Linked DNA regions of Homo sapiens: region 1 is linked to region 2. A link is an interaction called in ENCODE POLR2A ChIA-PET data of the cell type or tissue named here. Cell type or tissue: PC-9. All regions are shown on one strand. Links, peaks and the distances in the headings refer to the core of each region. The heading gives the core; the rest is flanking DNA. Region 1 has its middle 52 kb from the start of LINC02403. Region 2 overlaps LINC02403 (long intergenic non-protein coding RNA 2403).

Region 1 (6,808 bases), core at 1,166-6,165, 56 kb after region 2:
AATGTAATCCAATTCACAATAGCCACAAAAATAAAATAAAATACCTGGGAATACAGCTAACGAGGGAAGTGACAGATCTCTACTATGAGAATTACAAAACACTACTGAAAGAAATCGGAGATGCCATAAACAAATGGGAAAACATTTCATGCTCATGTATAGGAAGAATATATGACCATATTGCTCGAAACAATTTACAGATTCAATGCTATTCCTATCAAACTACCAATGGACACTTTTCACAGAGTCAGAAAAAAACTATTCTAAAATGTATATAGAAACAAAAAAGAGCCTGAATAGCCAAAGCAAACTTAAGTAAAAAGAACAAAGTCAAAGGTATTATACTACCCAACTTCAAACTATACTACAAGGCTACAGTAATCAAAACAGCATGGTATTGGTACAAAAGCAGACACATAGAGCAATGGAACAGGTTAGAGAACCCAGAAATAAATCCACACACCTACAACCATCTGAGCATTGACAAAGTCAACAACAACAAGCAATGGGGAAAGGATTCCCTATTCAATAAATGATGCTGAGATAACTGGCAGCCATATGCAGAAGATTGAAACTAGATCCCTTCCTTTCACCGTATAAAAAAAATCAACTCAAGATGGATTAAAGACTTTAATGTAAAGTCTAAAGTTATAAAAATCCTAGAAGAAATCCTAGGAAATACCACTGTGGACATAGGCCCTAGCAAAGGTTCCATAACAAAGACACCAAAAGCAATTGCAACTAAAACAAAAATTGACAAGTGAGTCCTAATAAACCTTCTGCATAGCAAAATAGACTATCAACAGAGTAAACAGACAACCTACAGAATGGAAGAAAATATTTGCAAAGTTTGCATCTGACAAAGTTTTAATATCCAGAATCTATAAGGAGCAATTCAACATACAAAAAACAACCCCATTAAAAAGTGGGCAAAGGACATGAACAGAAACTTCTCAAAAGAAGACATACAAGCAGCCAACAAACATTTTCTTTTTATTATTATACTTTAAGTTCTAGGGTACATATGCACAATGTGCAGGTTTGTTACATATGTATACATGTGCCATGTTGGTGTGCTGCATGCATTAACTCATCATTTACATTAGGTATTTCTCCTAATACTATCTCTCCGCCCTCCCCCTACCCCACAACAGGCCCTGTTGTGTGATGTTCCCCAACCTGTGTCCAAGTGTTCTCATTGTTCAATTCCCACCTATGAGTGAGAACATGCGGTGTTTGGTTTTCTGTCCTTGCGATAGTTTGCTGAGAATGATGGTTTCCAGCTTCATCCATGTCCCTAAAAAGGACATGAACTCATCGTTTGTTACAGCTGCATAGTATTCCATGGTGTATATGTGCCATATTTTCTTAATCCAGTCTATCACTGATGGACATTTGGGCAGCCAACAAACATTTTGAAAAATGTTGCACATCACTAAACATTAGAGAAATGCAAATCAAGACAACAATGAGATACCATCTCACACCAGTCAAAATTGCAATTATTAAACAGTCAAAAAATAACAGATGCTGGCAAAGTTGCAGGGAAAAGGAAACAATTATACACTGCTGATGGGAATGCAAATTAGTTCAACCACTCTGGAAAGCAATTTGGAGATTTCTCAAAGAACTTAATGTTCTCACTCATAGGTGGGAATTGAACAATGAGAACACATGGACACAGGAAGGGGAACATCACACACTGGGGCCTGTTGTGGGGTGGGGGAAGTGGGGAGGGATAGCATTAGGAGATATACCTAATGTTAAATGATGAGTTAATGGGTGTGGCACACCAACATGGCACATGTATACATATGTAACAAACCTGCACGTTGTGCACATGTACCCTAAAACTCAAAGTATAATAAAAAATAAAAATAAAAAAATGAAATAGAATAACCATTTGACCTAGCAATCCCATTATTAGGTATATGCCCAATGGAACATAAATCATACTACATAATGATACATACATGCTGATATGGTATGGCTCTGTGTCCCCACCCAAATCTCATGTCAAATTTTAACCCTCACATGTCAGGGGAGGGACTTGATGGGAGTGATTAGATCATGGGGGTGGATTTCCCCCATGCTGGTCTCATGATATTGACTGAGTTCTCACAAGATCTGATGGTTTAAAAGTGTGGCACTTCTCCCCTCACTCTATCTCTCCTGCCACCATGTAAGATGTGCCTTGCTTTCCTTTCACCTTCTGCCATGATTGTAAGTTTCCTGAGGCCTCCCCAGCTATGTGGAACTGTAAGTCAGTTAGAACTCTTTTCTTTATAGTTACCTAGTTTCAGGTAGTTCTTTTTATAGCAGTGTGAAAATTGGTTAATATAGAAAATTGGTACCAGCAGAGTGAACCACTGTTATAAAGACACCTGAAAAGTGGAAATGACTTTGGAATGGGGTAATGGACAGAGGTTTGTACAGTTTGGAGGGCTTAGAAGAAGATAGGAAGATGTGGGAAAGTTTGGAACCTTCTAGAGACTTGTTGAATGGTTTTGACCAAAATGTTCATAGTGATATGGACAATAAAGTCCAGTCTGAGGTGGTCTCATCTAGAGATGAGGAACTTATTGGGAATTGGAGTAAAAGTCACTCTTTCTATGCTTTAGCAAAGAGGCTGGCAGCATTTTGCCCTTGCCCTAGAGATTTGTGGAACTTGAACTTGAGACATGATTTAAGGTATCTGACAGAATAAATTTCTAAGCAACAAAGCACTCAAGATGTAATATGGCTGTTTCTAAAAGTGTACATTCATATACATGAAGAAAGAGATGGTCTGAAATTAGAACTTATATTTAAGAGGGAAGCAGAACACAAAAGTTTGGAAAATGTGTAGCCTGACCCTGTAGCAGAAAAGAAAACCCATTTTCTGGGGAGAAATTCAAGACAGCTATATAAATTTGCATATGTAACAAAGAGCCAATTGTTAATAGTGAAGTCAGTGAGAAAAATGTCTCCAGGGAATTTCTAAGATCTTTGTGGCAGCCCCTCCCATCACAGGCTTGGAGGCCTAGGAGGGAAAAATGGGTTCATGGGCCAGACCCAGAGCCATGCTGCTCTCTGCAGCCTCGAGACATGGTACCCTGTGTCCCAGCTGCTCCAGCTCCAGCCATGGCTAAAAGGTGTCAAGGTACAGCTCAGGCCATTGCTTCATAGGGTGCAAGCCCCAAGCCTTGGCAGCTTCCATGTGGTGTTGGGCCTGTGGGTATGCAGAAGGCAAGAGTTTGGGAACCTCCGCCTAGATTTCAAAGCATGTATGGAAATAGATGGATGTCCAGGCAGAAGTCTGCTGCAGGGGCAGAGCCCTCATGGAGAACCTCTACAGCATAGGGCAGAGGAGAAATGTGGGGTTGGAGCCCCCACACAGTGACCCCACTGGGGCACTGTCTAGTGGTGCTGTGAGAAGAGGGTCACTGTCCTTCAGACCTCAAAACAGTAGAACCACTGACAGCTTGCACCATGCACCTAGATAAGACGCAGGCACTCAACACCAGCCTGTGAAAGCAGCTACAGGGGCTGTACCCTGTAGAGCCACAGGGGAGGAGCTGCCCAAGGCCTTGGGAGCCCACCCCTTGCATCAGTGTGCCCTGGATGTGGGATGTGGAGTCAAAGGAGATTATTTTGAAGCTTTAAGATTTAATGACTGCCCTGCTAAATTATGAACTTGCATTGAGGCTTGTAGCCCCTTTGTTTTGGCCAATTTCTCCCATTCAGAATGGGAGCACTTACCCAATGCCTGTACCCACACTGTGTCTTGAAAGTAACTAACTCGTTTCTGATTTTACAGGCTCATAGGTAGAAGGGGCTTACTTTGTCTCAGATGAAACTTTGGACTTTGGACTTCTGAGTTAATGCTGAAATGAGTTAAGACTGGGAGACTGAAAGAAGAAAAAAAATCTGGAAAGGAGGTAGGACTAACTTGTAGCTCCCACTCAAATGGATGTAGCTCCCACTCAAATGGACAGACAGTATGTGGAGACTCACAATGTAAAATATTGCTGCAAGAACCACTGCAGGAACATACCAAGAAAACAAAAAATTTCATAGACCCTTTCAAAGAAGCAGCTTGCTGCTGCAAACTCCATGAGACAGCCAAAAAACTGCAAGTGCCCAAAGCATGAGAGGGTGAAAGTCTGCCTCTGAACACACATCCTGAGGAACCTGAAAATCCAGATCACAGGAGAAGGATCTAACCTTAACTAGAGCTGAAATGAATTTAGAGAGCCAAGCAAAATATAAAATAAAAGCAGCAGTAGGAAGAGCTATGTAGGCACTCCTGGTCTCCAGGGAAGCCATTTCTAACTTTATCTCACGGGGGTTCTGGGGACAGCAGCCAGTAGAATTGGGGAAAAGCCACAGGGAAAAGGAGACTTTAAGCTGAACTTTGTAATAATTTTGACAAAGCATGAATTTTCCTGGGCAGTAGCCAGGGGTCAAACAGGAAGTACAGATATTAGCACAGAAGCCATGGCAGTCAGGGAGTAGCAAGTACTGAAAGCCCTGCTTGCTTTCTCAGCAGGGAGGCTTGTAGCCTGGGGCAAGATCTCAGCCCCGCACACTGGTGACCTGGATATAAATTCAGCTCTGTTGGCTGTTGGGAGAGTACAGCGGGAGTGAGATTAGCTTTGCTGGCTGCATGAGAGCTGGGTAAGGCCTGTCACTGCCGGCTTTCTCCAACCATCCTGGGGACCTGTATGAAGCTGCAGAGGCAGCCATAATCCCCCTTGGAACATAACTCCATTGGCATGAGAACCACCCCATCCCCAACAATGGCCACAGCAAGCCCCACCCAAGGACAGTCTGAGCTCAGACCCACCTAACCCTGCCCCTACCTGATGGTCTTTCTCTACCCACCCTGGTAGCTGATAACAAAACAACAACAAGAGACATAAACTGAAGGGAACTCTAAGACCCTGCCCATCACCTGAGAAACCCAAATACTTATCCAGGCAACCTTAGGGCAAGCTTGAATCCCCCCTATACTACCACAGCTCATGCTCTTTTGAAGGCACCACCTCCTGGCTGGAAGCCAACCAACTCAAGTCATTAGGAAACCAATTCTACTCCAAGGAAAGAGAAGGCCAACCAACTGAACTCCAAGGAAAGAGAAAACAATGGCTAATTCAACCACCTGGATAACCAGAGGTCTTGAGTCTGTCCACTTAACAACTTCACTGCTAGCATAACCAGCATTTAAGAAAACCAGTGCACTAAACAAAACTACAAGCAAGGATTCTCACAGAGTCCACTTCACTCTCCTGCTACCTCCACAAAAGCAGGTGTTGGTATCTATGCCTGAGAGACCTGAAGATGGATCACATCACAGGAATCCTTGCAGACACTCCCCAGTACCAGCCTAGAGCCTGGTAGTTCTGCTGGGTAGCTACACCCAGAAGAGCAATAACAATCACTTTAGCCCAGCTCTTAGGAAGCCCCAAGCCTAGGGAAGTGGGGAGGGCACCACATCAAGGGATCACCCCATGGAACAAAAGAATCTAAACAGCAACCCTTGAGTCCAGATCTTTCCTCTGACATAGTCTACCCAAATGAAAAGGAACAGAAAACAATTCTCATAATATGACAAAACAAAGTTCTATAACACCCCCAAAAGTTCACACTAGCTCATCAGTAATGGATCCAAACCAAGAAGAAATCTCTGAATTGCCAGAAAAATAATTCAGAAGGTCAATTATGAAGCTACTCAAGGAGGCACCAGAGAAAGGTGAAAAACAACTTAAAGACATTTTTTAAAATACAGGATATAAATGAAAAAATCTCCAGAGAAACAGATATCATAAATTAAAAAATCACAACTTCTAGAAATGAAAAACACAGAGAAATGCAAAATACACTGGAAAGTTTCAACAATAGAATTGAACAAGTAGAATAAAGAACTTCAGAGCTTGAAAACAAGGCTTTTGAATTAACCCAATTTGACAAAGACAAAGAAAAAAGAATCAAAAATAGGATTATGTTAAATTACCAAACCTAAGAATAATTTCGGAGTTCCTTTAAAGGAGAAGGGTTATATTTATATGAAATAATGCTCTTCTTACTCTAATGTCTGCAGTATTATGCTTCTGTGTTTAAATATTGAACGTTTATTACTCAGTATCTAAAATGTGAGAGGCAGGGTGATGTAGTGGAAAGAACCTTCAAATTGACCTGGGTTCTAATTGATTCTGACAGTTCCTAGGTGTGTAAATGACAAGCCACAAACTTTCTCTGAGACTGTCTTTATCTGTAAAATGGGAAGAAGAATACTCACTTCACTGGTTTGTTAAAATAATAAATTTAAAAAGACATTCAAAGTACCTGACAAAACATCTGGCACAAAATAGGCAGCTACTTAAAACAAGTTTTCATTAAAGTTGTGATTCCATTTAAAAAAAAAAAAAAAAGACTGGGGGACTGTTGAGACTGAATAATTGTATTTTGAAATATGAGAAGGACATGAGATTTGGGAGGCTCCAGTGGAAGAATGACATGGTTTGGCTCTGTGTTCCCACCCAAATCTCATGTTGAATTGTAATCCTCTCGTGTCAGGGAGGGGCCTGGTGGGAGGTGACTGGATCATGGGAGTGGATTTCCCCAATGCTATTCTCATGTTAGGGAGTTCTCATGAGATCTGATGGTTTAAATTTGTGGCACTTCCCCACTTGCTCTCTCTCTCTCCTGCCGCTATGTAAGATGTGCCTTGCTTCCCCTTCACCTTCTGCCATGATTGTAGATTTCCTGAGGCCTCCCCAGCCATCCATAACTGTGAGTCAATTAGAACTCTTTTATTTATAAATTA
Region 2 (6,808 bases), core at 669-5,668:
GGCAAGTCACCTAGCCTCCTTGTCCCCATCTGAAAAATGCACCGCAAGGATAACGCCAGCATAAGGGCCCTGCCAGGCAGCTGAGGACATGGCGTGGCTTCCCCACCAGGCATATGTCAAGGTCATAGGGGAAAGCAGAGGAATCCCAGGTACCAAGCAGAATCAGGAAGAAAGGGTCAGGTAAGGAGACACCACGGGGATAATCAGGGGAGGGCCTCATCTCAGAAACTTCAGATGGTGCCTGAGAACTAGTTCATGGTGACAGAGCAGTCATGGAGCCATTTCCAGACCTGCTGGCCTTTTCATACATAATTATACTGAGCAATTATTATAAATAATTGGAATGGCCCTGGAGAGGTAACAGGACCAAAAGAAGTTGCCTCTTGATAGCAATTTCATATGTAGCAGGGTTGCAATTCACTTACACTACCTTCATAAATCCAGAGAAAATGAAGTTTCAGTATTTTCTTATAAATTACTCTCTCTAAATTCCCCATTCCCCTTGCAAGCAGAAAGAGGGAACTAGAGATTTTAGTTCAACTCTAAAATTACAGGCCATCCCAAAATCTGAACAGAGTCCTTAAGTAATGTGATGTCTTTGGGATAAAAGCCACTCCATGTCCTCAGCTGCCTGGCAGGGCCCATATGCTGGCGTTATCCTTGCAGTGCATTTAGGTGACTTGCCTAATGTCATTCAGTCTTTCAGATGCCTGATCTTCCTTCCTTCCTTCCTTCCTTCTCTTCCCCAAGATGATGTTCAAGGAAGGGAAAGGTCCTTGATTCCACATGGCATCCCTTGCAGCAAAATGCCTAGACTGGGCTGCTCCTGGAGAGTGACCCTCATGGAGCAGCCAATATCTGGAGGAGTGTTAGTGTCTCCTGCAGAAGCTGGGCTGGGCTGGACTGGGCCAGACTGGCCCCTTGCATCTCCACAATGGCCTGGTGATTCTCCCTGGCTACTCACTCAAGCTCTGCCACATCCTTCAACCAGCTGCTGGAGGTCACCTTCCTCGTGTCTTGCTGGGTTCTAAAGCAGGCTTGTTTGGATCTTGTCCAGTCCCTTTCACTACCCCTCCTGGGGCTGGGAGAGGTACCTGGGCACATCTGGGTCTCCTCCACACCTCACCACATGAATTGGTACAAGAGTTGTCTGGGAGAAGAGAGTAATCCAGTTCCCTTCTAGAGTCTCACACCTAAACTGAAACAAATCTCCTCCACCCCATTCTTGAATGTCTTATCCCACATACCCATCTCCCCACTGCCTCCCAAACCTCTATCTTTTTCTTCCCACAATTCCCCAAGTAAGTGAACTTTCACTTACTTCTGTAGGGGAAGAAAGATTTCTTTTCTCATTCTTCACCAGGTTCATGGCTGAGGCACCTATAAGAAAAGGCTGATTAACAAAGAAAAAGCACACGTTTATCTAATATAAGTTTTATGTGACATGAGAGCCTTCAGAAATGAAGACCCAGAGAAACAAGAAAACCTGTATATTTTTACACTTGACTTTGTTGAAGAATGGACAGTCATGGGGAAGTATGATTGGACAAAGGAGGTATAACCTAATGGGAATAAACTTGGAGGAACTTAGTAAGGCAGGTTTGTTTGTTCAGATTCTTCTGTGTCTTCAGAGATAAGGATGTTCCTTTCTTCCGGGTATAGGGAGGGTACTTCCTGAATGAGGATGTTATGACCTGCTTTAGAGAAGAAGGATCCAAGAAAGTCAGAGAGTGCCCTTCCTGGGTTTTATGACCTGCTTCAGGGGAGAGGGGGAAGGGTAAGTTGAGGGAGACATTCCACTTCTGCAGTTTTCTCAAATGTCAGGCTGCCATATTTTGATGTTCCTGTGCCCCATCACTTCCCTTTCCTCTCTTACTGAGACTCGGCTGTTGCCACTTTCTCCTCCTCCTCCCAGGTTCTTAGCTCATGGCTAAGTCTTACTAATAAGTAGAATTCAGGGGAGAAAAAGATGACAGGAGCTAAATTTGGATCTTTCTCATAAATATGAAACTCATTATCCTGAGAACAAAAGATCTCTCCCAAATTCTCAGAAAGCCCCCTTAAAAACAGGCAAGGAATTATTTCAGGGTGTCCTTGTAAAAGTCAGCACAGATGGCATTTGAATTTGTACATCACTGGCATGCATAAGTATACGTATAGCAACAAGGTGTGCAAAACTTGTAATTCCCTAGACTTTGACCACAGGAGAATAGGATGTGACTGTTATGCTAATGATCTCATTAATATCATGAATACAATTAACAAATGAAGTCAATTATCACTGGCAAGCATTCATTACAAAGAGATAAGTTGCTGTGCTCCAACCACACAAGTAACTATTTTGCTGCATTTGTCCGGAAGCTCTCTTTTCATCTTTGCTCATTTATTACCACTAAATGTATAAATGCCTGGGAATGTGGACTCAGCTCATTACTTATATATATTACCTTGATTATAATTTGACCTCATGTACACTTCAGTTTGAAGAACCCTACAAAATGCCACTTCTATTTATAACACAGCCTCATCTGCCAAGCCTACAGGAGAAAGCCTAATTGGAAAGAATAAAAGGTTACATTTGTGTGTAAACTGCACATTCATTTAGTCATCGATTTTATTCTTTCTAATTATCAGTGGTTGTGCATCTCCCAGTAGCTTGGATATAGTTGGTTTTCCTCCTAATAATTCCTGAGAAATAGAAACTCTAATGATCAGATCAGTCGTTGGGAAGTGTGGTCTCAATGTGCAGTTTATTGGGGCTGTCAAAAATTAATTTCAGCATTCAAACTTAAACTGCCATAAGACTGTGGTTCAGAGGCCAAATGCCTATTTTTATGTGACTCTTTCACTATCTGTATCATAAGAGCTGCATGTTCTTTGTAGTTTAAAACAAAATAATGGTCTTACCAGAAGTCCCACAATTAAATCTTGTTGCAGGCAGCTTTTCTTGCTGCCCCTCCATAAGAAGTGAAACGGTTCTCAGACGTGGATTTTAAACTGTTTGAAGAAATGACTGAAGCTGACCTCTACTGGGAGCCATCTCAGTTCCCAACCTGCAGCATGCACAGCTGCCTCTCTCTCTCCTTCTGCCCACCTCGGCTTGCCTCCCCATCCCTAAGTCTCCCTGGTATTAATTAGTCATTTCTTGCTGCCCTAACAAAGTACCACAGACTGGTGGCTTAAACCAGGGGTCCCCCCACCCCCAGGGCCACAAACCGGTACCAGTCCCTGCATGGCCTGTTAGGAACTGAGTCACACAATGAGCTGCACGCAAGTACGCTAAGCTTCATCTGTATTTGCAGCCACTCCCCACTGCATGAATTACCAGCTGAGCTCTGCCACCTGTCCGATCAGCAGCAGCATTAGATTCTCATAGGAGTGCAAACCCTATGGTAAATTGTGCATGCAAGGGATCTAGGTTGTGCATTACTTATGAGAATCTAATGCCTGATGATCTGTCACTGTCTCTCATCATCCCCAGATAGGACCATCTAGTTGCAGGAAAACAAGCTCAGGGCTCCCACTGATTCTACATTATGGTGAGCTGTATAATTATTTCATTATGTATTACAATGTAATAATAATAGAAATAAAGTGCACAGTAAATGTAATGTGCATGAATCATCCCAAAACCATCTCACCCCCTCCACGAGTCCATGGAAACTCTGTCTTCCACAAAACTGGTCCCTGGTGTCAAAAAAGTTGGGGACTGCTGGCTTAAACAACAGAAATTTATTTTCTCACAGTTCTGGAGGCTAAAAGTCCAAGATCAGCCAGCCAGCACGACTGGGTTCTGGTGAGGGCTCTGTTTCTGGCTTGCAGATGTCTGCCTTCCCACGGTGCCCTCGCATGGTGAGAGAGAACTCTGCTATCTCTTCCTTTTCTTCTAAGAGCACCCGTTCTCCCAGGTCAGGCTCCAGCCTTATGACCCCATTTAACCTTCATTACTTTCTTCAAGGCCCTCTCTCCAGTATAGCCCACATGAAGGGTTAGGGCTCCAACATATGAATTTAGGGATGGGACACCATTTAGTTTATGGCACCCCTGGCCCCGGCACATTGATGCTCTTATTCACCATGACGCAACATCTTTTCAAACAAAAAAGTTTTGAGGAAGCTGTGCTGGGAGAGTGGCTGGTGAGTAGCAGGGCTCCCCCAGTTCACAGGCTGTGTCCTTTTTGCAATATGCCTCCTCATATCGCTTTGTCAGGTGGGTCCTTTGCAGAGGCCAAGGCAGAAATTTCTCAGGGAGGTTGTAGGGGTTGAAAGAGTAGGGAAAGGGCTGTTTCTCCAGAAGTGTCTGTGGTTATCTGAGCAAAGAATGGCTCTGATTAGGAAAGGTGGAGTAAACTGAAAAGATGGACTCCTAAGGGGCTGGCCTTAAGAGGGGACTGTCATCTGCATCATGGGATCTGAGGAACACTGAAAATGTCTGTTCAAAATGCCTCACTCCTTGGCCTGATGCTGACACTAAAACTTCACCACTAGAGATAAGGAAAAGAGGATCCATGTAGTTGTCAGCTAATAGAAAATGGAGGGAGGAGAAAAAAACATTGCTTGTCATTTTTTCCCAGACTATAAGAGCCAAAGGGAAAGAAGAAGCATTTTGCTCACTTTTGAACTCCCACCAAACTTAGTACGGTTGCCTGCGTAAAAGCGGGTGCTCAGTATATCTTGAGTGACCCCAGAGGATTTGGGTTCCTTTTGCATTCACATGCCAAGTGCTGAGTAAAACCTATTAACTTTAATGTTATTTATGTCACCAAATATATTTGTCCATTTCATTTTCGTCACCTGAGCCAAACTGGGCGTGGATGCCATACAAGGCCAAGCATTAAAACAGCCCCACAAAAGTCACATTTATACATTCAGTTCTTTCTAGTCCTCTCCCCACTTCATGAATATTTTAAATAATAGAATACAAGCTATTTTCTATTTAGTGTTGCTATAATTAGAAATTATTCTGGGCTACAGTAAAAGCACAACTGATGTGTGATTCACTTTGCAAATAAATTTACTGTTTAGCATTTTAACCGTGGATTCATTTACTGTATTTTCAGATTGTTTTTATATGAAACAGCTAACTGTTCTGCTTTCTTCACTTTGCAGTATTGGAGGTGTTTCCATTTTGAAACCACATCTCTTAACTAAACGAGTTGATTAGAGAAATGAGCAAATTAACAAGGTCAAAAGAAGGTCTTGCCCTGAAGGCACAGACTTGAAGTGTTCAGCTGATGGAGAGGTAAGGAAGAAAGAGAAAGCTGCCAGGCCATAGTCAGGGGGAGGCAGAGTCTGGTTATTTGTACCTCATACACGCCTAACCTGTGGACTCCTCTAAATACTGATGTATCTGTTTCTTGAACTAGCAAGGGCTCATCTGGCTGCAAGAATAGGGTAGAATCCCCACAAATTAGCTCAGAAAAGGGGCTCCGTTCAAAGGACACATCTCTTGTGGAATCCATGGAAGTGCAGGGGGAAAATAAAAATGGGAAAAACAGGACTCAGAGGACAAATTAGGGCTTGTCTGGGATCCTCTGCACCAGAAGCTCCCAGATATTCACATCAGCTACACAATTAAGGTGTCTGGGCTCTTAAATCCCCCTGTCTCTGTAACTTGGTCCCTTGCTACTCAAAGTGTGACCCTGGGACCAGCAGCCTTGGCATCACCTGGAAACTAGTTAGAAATGCGGAGTCTCAGATTTCACCCCTGCACTATTGAATCAAGATCTTTATTTTAGCAAGGTTCCTAGTAATAGGCTAGCCGCTTGGCAGCAGACTTGCCACCACTATGGCAAGAGGCTACTCCTGATCGAATTCTGGGGAGATAAATGAACCAAAGTCATAGGGCATAAAGAATAGTTAGGCATTGCAGACAAACTGTCCTACTGCATATGTTAAGTGTGTTTTGAGCTAAATTAAACCTGTGTCCATTCTGAGTGTTCAGTTCCCCAGAGAGTCTACACTGTGTACCCATTGGTACCATCTTGATGCACATCTCTTGAAATTAAGCATCCTTGTTTATTGGATGACTAGAAATGTCAACTTTCATTAGCAAAGTGAATGTTTGGTCCTTTATAAACACTGTTGTCACACCAAAAAAATGAATGTAGTGCACATATACAAGAAAAGAAAAAGGCGAGCTCTTTATAATTCTTACCAGTTCAGTGATCCAGTAATGAGCTCTCATGACCTCCTTTCTTCTCTAAAATCTGAATTCCTCCTAAGCAGCATCTTCACTGATGCTTTAATCCCAGGCGGTGGTTTCCATACCTGGAGGTATAGAACAGAGCTGTATGTCATTTTCTCCTCAGGATTTAAATTTAACTGGAGAAGGCAAGACTGTGGGTAGCTAATTAATAGATTTTTTTTTTTACAATTGCATGTACCTGGCATTATTCTGATTAAATTTCCAAGCCGATTAAAAATGAGTCCAAAAGATTGGCAAGCATGGTTTCCCGCCTTGAGGAGCACAGAACTGGCTGGGGAAGTCCCCAAGCAAACTTCCGAGTTGAGAGACATGCCAAAAAAGAAAGGAAGGTGGTGAGCACAGGTTCAGAAACAAGATTTGCAGTTTCTCTCTCTTTCCATCTCTCACCTCATATAACAAGCACCAATCTTTCTGTGCTCTAGTTTTCAGCACACAGAAATTTCTGGTTCTTATCTACCAGCAGCCAGAAATACACAAACCCCTCCGGTATCACAGATGCGGGATTTCCACTACAGCCCATTTACTGAGTGTTCTGCATTTCACACATATTCAATGGGCCCTGCTTCTCAGGGCTACCCGGCCTGAGCCCTGCCCTGGGCTC

The links. ChIA-PET counts read pairs that join two places held together with the same protein. Peaks named below come from ENCODE experiments on the same cell type or tissue, not always from the same donor. Only the 100,000 strongest peaks of a DNase experiment are listed, where the experiment ranks them.
Region 1: POLR2A ChIA-PET joins it to region 2 with 5 read pairs; 2 of 35 experiments call an interaction of 5 or more read pairs at or near these places.

Annotation. Positions count from the first base shown.
Region 1 is chr12:58,032,255-58,039,062 of GRCh38, reverse strand. No RefSeq gene overlaps it. Among named protein-coding and RNA genes, the nearest start is that of LINC02403, 52 kb to the left of the region's middle. In PC-9, for the core only: no CTCF peak of the experiment used is centred there; DNase peaks (open chromatin) are centred at 4,162 and 4,532; H3K4me3 peaks cover 1,100 bases; H3K27ac peaks cover 1,727 bases.
Region 2 is chr12:58,087,899-58,094,706 of GRCh38, reverse strand. It overlaps LINC02403 (long intergenic non-protein coding RNA 2403), which reads right to left. Exons shown (of 4, transcript NR_135022.1): 1 at 6,595-6,808; 2 at 6,386-6,499; 3 at 6,157-6,269; 4 at 1,345-1,380. It overlaps LOC105369784 (a long non-coding RNA gene), which reads left to right. Exons shown (of 4, transcript XR_001749166.2): 2 at 4,106-4,136; 3 at 5,109-5,241. Among named protein-coding and RNA genes, the nearest start is that of LINC02403, 3.4 kb to the right of the region's middle. RefSeq lists an enhancer at 701-1,900. In PC-9, for the core only: no CTCF peak of the experiment used is centred there; no DNase peak of the experiment used is centred there.